Linked DNA regions of Homo sapiens: region 2 is linked to region 1. Evidence: chromatin contacts called from ENCODE Hi-C or POLR2A ChIA-PET data. All regions are on one chromosome and are shown on one strand. Each heading gives the region's core, a stretch centred on a gene start or an enhancer-like site at or near the end of the contact. The rest is flanking DNA. Distances are from core to core; before and after follow the strand shown. Region 1 has its middle 82 kb from the start of RAMP3. Region 2 has its middle 140 kb from the start of RAMP3.

What was found. Hi-C counts contacts between places; a loop is a spot of excess contacts on that map. ChIA-PET counts read pairs that join two places held with the same protein, here RNA polymerase II (POLR2A).
Region 2: a loop to region 1 is called in a map of A673, with 5 times the contacts of the local background. The contact joins two enhancer-like sites. A Hi-C loop is called at or near these places in 2 of 168 maps with a recorded cell type or tissue (A673 and DLD1). POLR2A ChIA-PET finds 5 or more read pairs at or near these places in 1 of 52 experiments (OCI-LY7).

Annotation. Positions count from the first base shown.
Region 1 is chr7:45,236,755-45,243,278 of GRCh38, reverse strand. No RefSeq gene overlaps it. Among named protein-coding and RNA genes, the nearest start is that of RAMP3, 82 kb to the right of the region's middle. RefSeq lists enhancers at 1,058-1,557, 1,558-2,059. Within about 2 kb of position 2,923, at least 4 of the 41 ENCODE cell types and tissues checked have a DNase peak (open chromatin) inside an H3K27ac peak, as active enhancers do.
Region 2 is chr7:45,289,884-45,295,842 of GRCh38, reverse strand. No RefSeq gene overlaps it. Among named protein-coding and RNA genes, the nearest start is that of RAMP3, 140 kb to the right of the region's middle. Within about 2 kb of position 3,152, at least 2 of the 41 ENCODE cell types and tissues checked have a DNase peak (open chromatin) inside an H3K27ac peak, as active enhancers do.

The sequences.
Region 1 (6,524 bases), core at 1,674-4,173:
ATCCCTCAGCGCCTTTTCGGTAAGGTCCCGGGGAAATGTGAGTACAGCAGACATTTGTCCTTCCTAGGAGGTTTTGGATCAGAACACTTAGCTCAGCCCTGTGAGCCTGATGACCCTCAGGGGACACTTGCCCGGGCACAGTGACAGAGGGTGTAGAACCAACCAGGACAGGTGGCCCCCTTTCTTCCGTCTCCCAGGCTCAATGGGCTCTCTGCACTTTACCACTCCAGTGACAAGAACAGCCTGTCCAAAAAAAAGCAAACAGCTGGAGGGTAACACACCAGAAGGTATGCCCTTACCTAGAGCAGAGAATGGGCACCACCTCCTGGGCCCTGCAGGACACAGGTAGGTAGCTGCAGCCTGGAGCCAGCACCCATTCACCACACCCACAGGGCTGAGCCAACCAGGCCCTGTTCAGCCTTGCCTGTTGTAGAGACCTCAGCGCACTTCACCAACCAGCACTTCAGGGTCTTTGCCCAGGCTGTGCGCCTGACAAGCATACCCTTCACCTTCTGAGCTTTAGGTCTGGCCATCAGTGTCACCTCCTCAGAATAGAGTCCTGGACATTTTAATATTATGTCATCTAGACTCTAGATCCCCCTAGAGGATGCTGTTTTTTGTTTGTTTGTTTGTTTGCTTGCTTGCTTGCTTGCTTGCTTGCTTGCTTGCTTGCTTGCTTGCTTGCTTGCTTTCAGGCAGCCAGTCCAAGCGGCTTCCAGCCATCCGCTCTCCTCACTTCCTTCAGTGGCTCTGATCTCTGCTCAGCTTGCAAAGCCTTTGCTCTGTCTTACATACGCACAGCTCAGAGGTGAGCCCTGGACTGCAGCCCTCCACAGAGGTGAGGGACCCTCCTGCCAGGGCTCCTTTTCCTGGTTTGGCTGAGTGGAGAGGGCAGGGTTTCTTTCAGAGCTGTAACTGCTAACATCAGCTCAGCACAAAGCTCCACAGCTCCAGCAAAGAGGGAGAGCAAAGATCTTCCGCATTCATGGGAACTAGAGGCCCTATCCTTCTTCCTTTGGCTGGAAAGACGGGGTTTCTGTTGGAGTTTTGGTCTCTGCTGCCACTGCACATTTCTGCACCTGGAACCAGCCCTTGGGTTCAGAATGAGAGAGCAAAGAAAAAAACATGGGGAACTAACTCACTCTGTGGGTCTCTAAATCAAGTTTTGACTATTCCACATTCAGTGGCTTTGTTTACTTCTCTGAGTCCTTGGGTAATTGTACTTTTATTTTGCCAGTGGTTTCTGTTGCAATCAGCATCATAGGGAGGCAGTGGTGGGGCCTCACCAGCTAGGTCCAACCAGGAACCCCAGCAAGTGGCCATTCAGGCAGGCTCCATGGTGATTCGAGGTGGCTGAGTGGACAACGAGGGAAGGGGTTTGCTGTGCTCAACAGAGAGACAAGCAAGGCACCTGCTGGGGCCAAACAGCACTCAGAGACTGAAGGGAGACGGAAGAAAAAGCCACAGGGCAAGCTTCTCAGAAGGCGGCTCCACACCCCTCCTCCATCCTGCTCACTCCCAGAGCCATCCTTAATGTGTGGACCCCAGTTCTCAAGGCATGGGGTGCCCCACCTGCTCTCCATGCCAGGGTGTCAGGCACCTCCAGGCAAAATTCCTTCCCCGCCCCTGCTCCCTTAAAGTAACTTCTTTTGTTCCTCCAAGGGCTTGGCCCACTGGTCACTTGCCACCAGGGATCACCAGGATCCACTTCGCCCCATGCTGGCCCTTATAACCATTTCCCCGGCAAAGACCCAAGAGCAAGTCTTTCCATGTCCCTGGAGTACAATCAAAGACTGGAAGCTCCCTTCCCCTCCACCGCCCTTGGGCAGGGTGTGGCCCTCCTATCAACTCTGCTGAATCATCCCTGCCCCATCCACACCACCTGGCCTCCACCTCGCACTTCTGCCTGCCTTCTCAGGGATGCTCCTTCCCCGACGGCTGGACCCACTCCCTCCCTAAGGCTGCTCTCTCTTCACCTTCTGTTCACACATGCCTTGAACACTCTCTATCCCTGCCTGCCCCTCCAAGCCCATCAGCATGGTCTGATCTCCAAGCTCACCTCTCTGTTCAAGCATCCTTGGTGGTCTTCTTCTTACCAGCAAGCTCCAAACCTGTCCACATGGTCTGGTCTCTGTACTCTCCTCTCAGCTCCAGCCCCTCTGGGACACCCTCTCTTCCCTGGGCATCCCACCTGGGCATGGGGAGACTCTCCGAGGGTCCTTGCTCCTGTCAGGCTCACCCCAGCCCTGCTGCTGGGGCTGCCCGAGTGCCATTTCAGTCATGAGCCTTGCTCACCTGGATGGTGGAATTCTATTTCACGTCCTGAATTGTTCACACTGCCATCGCATCATGTGTACTTTATTATCTGCTTTGTTTAAGGACAAATCTTGGGAAGAAAGATAAATTAAGAGGTAAAGACTAGAAACCAATAAGCTTAGTGTCAAAGATATTAATTTTTCCCAGAAATAAGACTTGGGAGGGATTATCCAATGCCATTTTCCCGCTATCATAGGAAGGCAGGCTGTCTCCCCTAGTGAATGCACTTACCCTTCCCCCACGTTGCTCCCCTTAATTGCTGGGGGACATTCTCATTTAATAATTTTTACTCTGGTGGTTTGCATATCTCTAGAAAACTGCAGCTGAAATAATGAGATAAACAAATGAATTTCAGTGAGGTGGGGCAGGGGAGTGTCTCTCTAATTCTGAACCAAGCGGAAGGGGAGACTTCCTTTCCTAACTCAGAAAAAAACTCTTAAATGGAATGTTGTATAAATTGTAGAAACCTTTTTTAAAAACAAGCTAGCAGGAAACTGAGGAAGTTTTGCTTTTAATAAAATAGATATAACAATAGAGCAAATAACATTTATATCTACTGGAAAACCGCTAAGGGCGGGGCCCCCAGGAAATGAGACAGGAGTTGACAGAGACAGCCTTGGGCCCAGGAGTCCCGCCCAGTGAGGGGTAGTGGCGGCTGCACTTAGATGCGATTATTGTGCTTACATAGTGAAGGAATGTTTAAGTAATAATTTTGTAATAATTTTGAAATAATATTGACTAACACCCAACTAGACCTCCTCCTCCATAAATTACTATATTTAAAGAGCTCACAACCAAATATGAGAACATGACTTTTCAACATTTTGAAATTCACTCCTTAAAAAATAAAAATAAGAAAACATCTTGACTTCTAAAAATATGAATAAAAGAACTATTGACTTTATATTTTGTGTGTGCAAAAGGAAATTTTCTTGTGAATATCAAAGAAACAAAATATTTTCCCAGCAGTGCTTGGACTATATCTTCTTAAGCAAAGAAAAAAGAGAGTATACATTAGCAGTGCAAGGGGGCCAATTTAAGAAAGAAGTTGAATTGTGCACAAAAAGGTTGTCCACTTTACACTTCCCTCTAGAAGTTAAGACGTGTTCTTCCCTGCCTGGCATCCCCAGTGCCTGTGTCCCGAGGGCTGACCCCATCCCCTAGCTCAGGGCTGTGCCCACCATGAACTCCCTTCACTCTGAATGGTGGCTGACTCAGGGATGAGCCTGTAGCCCGTCCGTGGCAACTGGCACCACTCCCAGACTCTTGGTGAAGCTGTCAGGCAGGAGAACCCACTCCACGGGAATGAGTAACCAATGGAATGTATCTCTTCTGAGATGCTGAAGGCATATTTGCCCAGAAGAGGAGGCTCAACCAGGCCAGGGCGCTGAGGGGGCTAGACCAGTCCCCATGATGTTCCCAGCAGCAAGACACAGCTGGGCCCACAGTTCACTTTCAGCAAAAAAGGTTGTTCCCTGTGGACTTGTTCCAGGAACAAAACTGAGTCCGGCTGAGTTTTCTTATGGCCCAGTAATGAGAAGCAGACAAACTAGGAAAGAAGGGAATTTATTGCTGTAACCAGCTATAGGGAGAAGGCCAGAGATAATTCCACCAGACCAACTCAAAGTGTTACAATTTTCTTAGTGCTTATACAGGTTAGGGTCATGTGCCTATGAGCGGTATCACATTTGCCTAAGTCTACAGGTAACTAATTTTGTTTTAACTAGAAGGTCAGAGGCCAAAAAAAAAATGCTTTCTAAGTCTGATCAGGCTGTGAGGGCCCTAGTACCTTCAAGGCCTGTCTCCTAAATTCTAATTAGTGAGGACTGTGGTACCGGAGTGATTATTTCTAGCTATCTCATTTACAGCTTGGTCAGGACAGCTGCCTTCAATTCTCTAATAAATCTATTTAAACAGCTGCCTGTGTTCCCTTGACTCATCTCAGATTTTGCCGACCTGAGACAGGTCCTGGCACGAGGAATGGAAGGCTGTCTCCGTTATTTTGACTTGCTCCAGGTTAGGGAAAAGTCTGTGCAAGGCTCCTACTGACCATATGTTTCCTTTCTAGCTTTGATGTCTGGGCATCAGTTTCCCCAGGTTTAATTATTTGCTCAATGTTAAGGCAGTGCTGTGGAAATTTGTCTGTGTAACTGTCGGAGAATTGGCCTGCCACAGACCGACACCTCCCGAGAGCCTATTTACAGTGGAACCTGTGGGGGGTGAATTTTTCATGGAGCCTCAAAGGTAGAGAGAAGAGAGAGCCAGGGCAGAGGAGAGAAATGTGCAGCAACGATGGGGAGAAACCTAAAGAACAAAGTCTGAAATCACAAATGCAGGTCACTGCAAATCCAAATTCGATTCTTTTCAGTCCTCATGAACAATGAATGCATAGTTTGAAACAAAAATGGAAATACTGGATAAATACAGCTAGAAGGTAGAAGGTAGGTAGGCAGGTAGATATGTCAACCTAAATAACAGAAAAAGTCTTTAAAAGAAAAGATATTTGAAAGACCAGAACTCCTTAGTGAAATGATTTGAATAGTGGAAGAGCCTAAGGAATGACTAGCAAGGATGGACATCAGAAATGGGCATGAGCACGGGACAGTGGGTGAACTCGGTGGGAAAAGAGCAGATGTGTGTCTGTCGGGCCTCATGGAGGGACTCCTTGGTGCCTGATGGAGAACTGGTCTGCTCGGAAGAACACCTTGTTCTTAAAGAAGAGACAACAGAGAAGGCTGAAGGAGACCCAGGGAGCAGTTGGGCACAGCCAAAGCTGACAGCTGTGATTACCTGGAGGGCTCAGAGAGGAGGAGCGTCATCCAAATGGGTGGTGGGCGTGGTTGCCTTCCAAGCCTCTCCCACCTGGGCATCCAACTCTCAGGAACATCTGACAAAAACGATGTGTGCTGGAGCATGCCATGTGGGGCCAGACCTCAACAAATGGGATATCTGAGGACCAGCTGACAGCTCTCCAGACCACTTTGCCCTCTGAAAGGCCAGGAGCTGAGTCACCCAGCACGGTGACCTCCTGGGTCGGGTGAGGCCGGCAGTAGAGGAGCAGAGCCACACTCCTCCACCAGGCTCCAATTTCTGTGTCGCTGCAGCCACACGAGAGGCTACGGTAACAAGGGGTAGAACTCTCCTTCCTGTAACAATAATTTCTTAAGGACAACAATGCTGTTTTTACTTCTTCCCAAATACAGAAGCAAATTGATTTTTACTGTGTGAGACCTTAAACTTTGTTACTGAATTTGTAAACGCATGACGGGAAATGATTGAGACTCACCTTGAAATGTACAACCTTTTATCACGTAGAAAAAAAGAAAGGATGCTGAAAAATAAAGCTGTGAGTTTAGACTCTGATACTCACCAGCTGGGACACCAGAGTCTCTCTGAGCCTGTTTCCCTACCGACCTTGAGTTGATTGGAGTCACATGAATAAATGAAGGTGCTTGTGATTCATTTAAAAAATCTATAGCGATGATGCTAGCTATTATTACTTCTAGTAAAATCTATAACATCAGCAATACCTTTTTACAAAATGGCTTACATTTTTTTTCTTTGTGTACATTTAAGGGGTACTGGTGCAATTTTATTACATGCACATATTACATGTAGTGAAGTCCTAGCTTTTAGTGTATCTATCACCAAATAATGTACATTGTACCCACTAAGTAATTTCTCATCACACTCCCCACTTCTACCTCCTTACCCTTTATAAGATTTATAATACTTATTATAAAATATTTTAAAAATACGAAAGGACACAAAGAGAAAAAAACAATTTTGCCATCCAATGTGTTATGAACTAAATGTCTCGTGTCCCCCAAAATTTATATGTTGTAGCTCCAACCCCTAAAGTAACTGTATATGGAGAGAGGGCTTTTAAGGGGTAATTAAGATTAAATGAGATCATAAGAGTGGGGCCTTGATCCAATAGGATTAGTGTCCTCATAAGAAGAGACACCATGAGCTTGTGCTCTTGCTTTCTCTCCATGATGTGAGGACAGACACAATGAGAAGGCAGCTGTCTGCAAGCCAGCATGAGAGCCCTCGCCAGGAACTGATTCAGAGGTCACCTTGACCTTGGAATTCCAATCTCCAGAACTGTGAGAAATAATTGTCTGCTGTTTAAGCCTCCCAGTCTGTGGTATTTTGTTATGGGTAGTTGAGCTGACTAATATACAATAATAGTTACCATGATTCCA
Region 2 (5,959 bases), core at 1,903-4,402, 52 kb before region 1:
ATAATTTTAGATTTTGACTCTAAATAAATGGTCTTTCACCATGTTATCTGCAGATTTCATGAATCCCCTTGCTATGATAAACACGCTAATCAAGACGCGGGCTGGGACAGAGCCTGGTGGCCATCAGAGACTTCCCTCTAGGCCAACAGATTCACTAGTTAGTGCCCAGTGGAGATGCACACCGGACATTCTAGAGACCTGAGATGCGTGGGGACCAGAGCAAAGCTGCACTGGGACTACAGCAAAGCTGCTTTGATCCCACATTTTTGGTCTTCCTATCTTTCAGGAAAGACCAGAACAGCCTGCTTTAAAAACATTAATGAGGTAAAGGGATTATTAATTCAAAGCTTATTAAAGCCATATGTAGCTGCATGCATTCTAAGTCAAAATAAACTGCAATGTCCTGCTGATTTCTCTTGCGTCATGTCACCGGCTTATAGCAAGGGGAAGCCATGTGGAGCTGTGCTAATTACCAGGACCATATGCTGCGGGAAAATCAGGAGGTGTTATTAAAATGCCTCTTGGACTACTGCTCAAGCTTATGAGATTCTCTTCTTCCAGGACTGCAACTTGGTATTTGTTGATATTTGAGTAATGAGGCTGTCCGCACATATTTTTAGGTTTCCCTTTCACCGGGCAGTCTCCAAATACATTCCGTGGGCTGAGCTCTGTGCTATGTCTGAGCAGGGATCCCACCATCAACCACATGCAGCTTCAGCTCCTGAAGCTTTTCCTGCAATGTGAGTTCCCCAAACGGTTAACAAATATCAAACACACTTGCTTAGTATACGCTGGTTTAACAAATATCTATGGTGCATCCACTAGGTACAAAGCACTGTCCCAGGTGCAACAACCTTGGAAATAAGGTAAGTGACCACCATGCTTCTGGGAACCCCTCAGTTTGTAAGTCTTCCTTACCTTCCATGTTCTTTGCCTGCACTCTGCACTGTTTCCACAAGAACATTGTTTCAGGATTAACAAAGGATTCACCTAAGACACTCCTATGGAGTTTCCTCAGGAAACTTGGAATGACATGTAAAGCCACTGCAACAACACTGAACGCACTGGCCTTGCTGCCAGGAACACTGTCACCATCGCTGGGGACACAGCCAGGCCACATGCCAGGGACTATCACAGACACCATTAAATGTCACCATGCCCTGTGAAATGTTACAAGGGTCTCTATTTAACTGAGACTCAGAGAAGTTAAATAGCCGGGCTCCGGGTCACCCATGTTGGGAGGGTCAGAGGGGGCATACCAAAGAGCCCATCTACACACACTTTCCCCTGTACTGCCAACGTTTTTCATAAGCTCAATTCATAAAGACCTTTGACTTCCCAACTTGAGGCACATCGTGTAAAAGCACACATGATACCACCCAGCTCCAGGCTCACACACACATGTGCAAGGGGGAATGTGGCCTCTCTAAATGCCAGGAGCCTTTGATCTGAGGGTATCTCCCTCCCATGCCCTGCACAGTGCTCCCCCAGCTTGCAGCTTAACTGGGCTTCCCCATCAGCCCCTTCACACCCCCATGAGCCATGGGCTAGGAGGCTGCAGGTGCCACCTGCCCCCGCTACTGGCACCACAGCGCTAGCAGTCCGCCTTGCTCTCCTTGCAGTGCCTGCCCTCTGCTTCCCACTCCCTGATCTACTGTGGCTAGTCCCATCCTCCACCAGGCACTGATTCCCTGGACCCCCAACTCACATGGCCTCTCCCGCCCTACGGCTCCACACTTGGCTTCTCATGGTTTCCTACCACAGCAAGTAGGAGGGTTAGTTTTATGTCAACTTGGCTGAGCCACAGTACCCAAATATTTGGTCAAAAGCCAGTCTAGATGTTGTGTGGCTGTTTTTTAAATGAGATTAACATTGAAATCAGCAGACTTTGAGTAAAGCAGTCCACCCTCCATAATGTGGTGGGCTTCATCCAATCAGTTGAGGCCTTAGAGAAAAGACTGAGGTCCCCCAGGAAGAGGAAACTCTTCCTCCAGGCTGCGTTTGGCCTCAAAAGTCAAAATTGCAATATCAACCCCTCTCTGGGTCTCCAGACTGCCAGTCTGCCCTGCAGATTTCACACTCGCCAGCCTCCGCAATCACATGAGCCAATTCCTTAAAATAAATCTACACACACAGACACTCTTCCCATAGGCTCTGTTTCTCTCAGAAACCCTGAATAGTACAGCAAGAAAATGCTTATCAGACTGTTTGAACCTGAGTTCTTCACCAGACTGTATGACGCTTGAGGGCAAGGACATCATCTTATTCACTTCTGAAACCCTAAGCCTTAGCAAGTGGACAGACAATAAACAGGTGTCGAGTGAATAGAAAGTAGATGAGTTCAGACTCAGTGTGCTAAGACATGGCCTTTCCTGGGCCATTGCCAAGGCTAATAAAAGACCCTGAGCTGGAATATTTAATCTCCAGACTTAGCCCTGAGTATGCAAGAATGGATTTTTCCAGCACAAAGGCCTAACACTGACCAGTACCTCCATAACCCCTACAGCCCTGGGCTATGGGGATCCTGACCCTCCCTGCTATTCCCCACCCTCCACTGGGGCCAGCTTCCCCTCTTTGGAAGTGATGTCCTCTCAGTCTCTCTGCACTTGCACACTTAATGTGCACAGTGTCTGCCAGCCAGCCAGAGAGGGCACGCAAACTCACTCACACACTCAATCATACAAACGCACTCACACACACTCATGTACTCACACTCATAGGCATGTACACACTCACACTCGCTCCTGTGCACACACCCACTGAGACACACTGCAGTGTGCACAAACACAAGCACCATCACACACGTGCATATACACACACGTGTACACACATGCCTGGCCTTCCTCTCTGGTTCCCAAAGTAGCACCCCACTTGCGGGTGCCGAGGGATGGCTCCAGGCCATCAGAGCTTGAAGCAGAAAGATGAAAGATTGCTCTGAAACCCTCCTCACTGCAGTCATCTTCTGAACACAGAAGCCCCTTCCAGGTACAGCTGCAGTCACTCTCTCCTGTCCTCTCAGCACACCAGCAGTTGGGATGAACCAATCCATCTCCACACACAGGGCTGCCCAGCTTCCTACGCCCAAGAACAAAGCCCTCTCCTCCCTCTAACCGCGTCTCACACCACAGTCTCCTCTAGCCTAGTTCCTTTGAGTGACTGAGAAAAGGGTTTGGAGCCCTTCCAAATACCCCAAGCCAGGCAGCTGCAGGATGCTGTCAGTCAGGGCCTGAAAATAGTGTGTTAGCCACTGCAGAGGCCACAGACACAACCTCAGGGGCACTCCACAGCCTCACAGCCTGCACCCTCGCCTGCAGAGCCATGGCTCTTTCTGCTGTAATTTCTCACATTTCAATGGATCCTCACACAAGAACTGTGTTGTTTACATAGAAAGAAACTGAGATTAAATGAACTTTTAAGAAAATTGTACTATGATATGTGCAGATTGACCTCTGTCCTCAAACCCACCTTCTTTCTGTGCTGTCAATTTCCTTCTCAACATTGGTGCCCAAAATCTGATTAACCTGTATTTGACCTTATCATCTGCCTAAAGCTACATGTTTCATGTTAAATCTTTCATGTACAACATTGTGAAGCAGACAGACCATCTGCCATGCTTGTGACCAGCTCTGCAAATGACCCCATTGTGGTCAGAACCAGAGCAAATGGAATAGATGAAGGGTCCTTTTTTTCCCCTGAATTCCTAAATTTAACTCAAATCAACCCTAAGTCCACAAGTAAAATCTATGTATATTCAACCTTCATTCTCCTGGCTAGATTATCTATCCCGTATTTTATTTCTAGGAATAGATACTCTCTTTGCTGTTGTTACCAGAAAGGGGTCCCAATCCAGACCCCGAGAAAGGGTTCTTGGGCCTTACTCAAGAAAAGTATTTGGGGTGAGACCATAGAGTAAAGTGAAAGCAAGCTTATTAAGAGAGTAAAGGAATAAGGCTGGGCGCAGTGGCTCACGCCTGTAATCCCAGCACTTTGGGAGGCCAAAGCAGGCAGATCCCAAGGTCAGGAGTGTGTGACCAGCCTGACCAACATGGTGAAACCTTGTCACTACTAAAAATACAAAAATTAGCCAGGGGTAGTGGTGCCGTGCCTGTAATCCTAGCTACTCAGGAGACTGAGGCAGGAGAATCACTTGAACCCGGGAAGTGGAGGTTGCAGGGAGCCAAGATCGTACCATTGCACTCCAGCCTGGCCAACAGAGCGAGACTCGGTCTCAAAAAAAAAAAAAAAAGAAAGAAAAAAGAAAGGAATAAAAGGATGGCTACTCCATAGGCAGAGCAGTGGCTCAGTATACTTATAGTTATTTCTTGATTATATGCTAAACAAGGTGGATTATTTATGAGTTTTCCAAGAAAGAAGTGGGCAATTCCTGGAACTGAGGGTTCCTCCCCCTTTTAGACCATATACAGTAGCTTCCAGACATTGCCATGGCATTTGTAAACTATCATGGCACTGGTGGGAGTGTCTTTTAGCATGTTAATGCATTATAATTTGTGTATAATAGGCAGTCAGGATGACCAGAGGTCACTCTCATCACCATCTTGGTTTTGGTGGGCTTTGGCTGGCTTCTTTACTGCAGGCTGTTTTATCATCAGGTCTTTATGACCTGTATCTTGTGCCACCCTCCTATCTCATCCTGTGACTTAGAATGCCTAATCTGGGAATGCAGCACAGTTGGTCTCAACCTTATTCTACCCAGCCCCTATTCAAGATGGAGTTGCTCTGGTTCAAATGCCTCTGACGTCATGACCCAACAGATTTTTGAGTGTTCACTCTGTGCATGAGGCTGAGCCCAGGTTCATGTGAGCTGTGGTGGACAGGATGGGCCTAGTCCTTCCCGCGTGGAGATCACAGGCACTGAATCCACAAACACTCAAAAACACATAGGAATGTAAACCAAAAATAAAATCCTAAGCCCCCCCAACCAACTGAACAGAGCCCCTCTGGACCAAGAGGACCCCAGAGAAACCTGGAAAACTGAATTCCCAGCCATGACAGGGAGGTGGGACAGTCCTCAATCTACCCCCTCTCTTTTGGAGTTTGGGCACAACTGATTAGCATTAACTTTCAAATAGATGTCATAAGACTGAAAAAACAGACTCTTTGTGGTAATAAATGTGAACCCAGAAAATCTGAGACAGGTCTCAGTTAATTTAGAAAGTTTATTTTGCCAAGCTTGAGGACGTGCAGGTGGCACAGCCTCAGGAAGTCCTGACAACATGTGTCCAAGGTGGTCCGGGCACAGCTTAGTTTTTTACATTTTAGGGAGACATGAGACATCTGTCAACATATGTAAGAAGTACATTGATTCGGTCTGAAAAGGCGGGACAACTTGAAGCAAAGGCAGGAAGACTCAAAGCAAGGAGAGGGCTTTCAGGTGAACAGTTGCATTCTTTTGAGTTTCTGATTAGAATTTCCAAAGGAGGCAATCAGATATGCATCTATCTCAGTGAGCAGAGGGGTGACTTTGAATAGAATGGGAGAGAGGGTTGGCCCTAAGCAGTTCCCAGCTTGACTTTTCCCTTTAGCTTGTTGATTTGGGGGCCCCAAGAGTTATTTTTCTTTCACATTTCCCCCCTTTTCTTTTTTAAAATATTTTGGAGAAAGCATTTTACAACAAAATAAGTCCCTGGTCTCAGATTTCATCTGATCTCTCATGACGAGGATGGTTAACACTCATCTTTAGCAGATTGTGAAGTCTCATGTCCTGTGAAGAGAAAATAGTGGGGGAGGATGGGAGAAAAACAACAACAAACAAAGGAACAATCCTGAAAAAATCTATATAGGCCACATTACTCTGAAGTCCATACATTAGTAGGCAGGTATGAAAGTGGCTTATGTATGTAAATGGGTTGCTGTTTTTTTTTTTTTTAATTTAAGTTGTTTGGCTTCAGTTGGCAGGGTTTTAAGAAAGCACAGCTTAGTTTTCAGTGACTCCAAATTA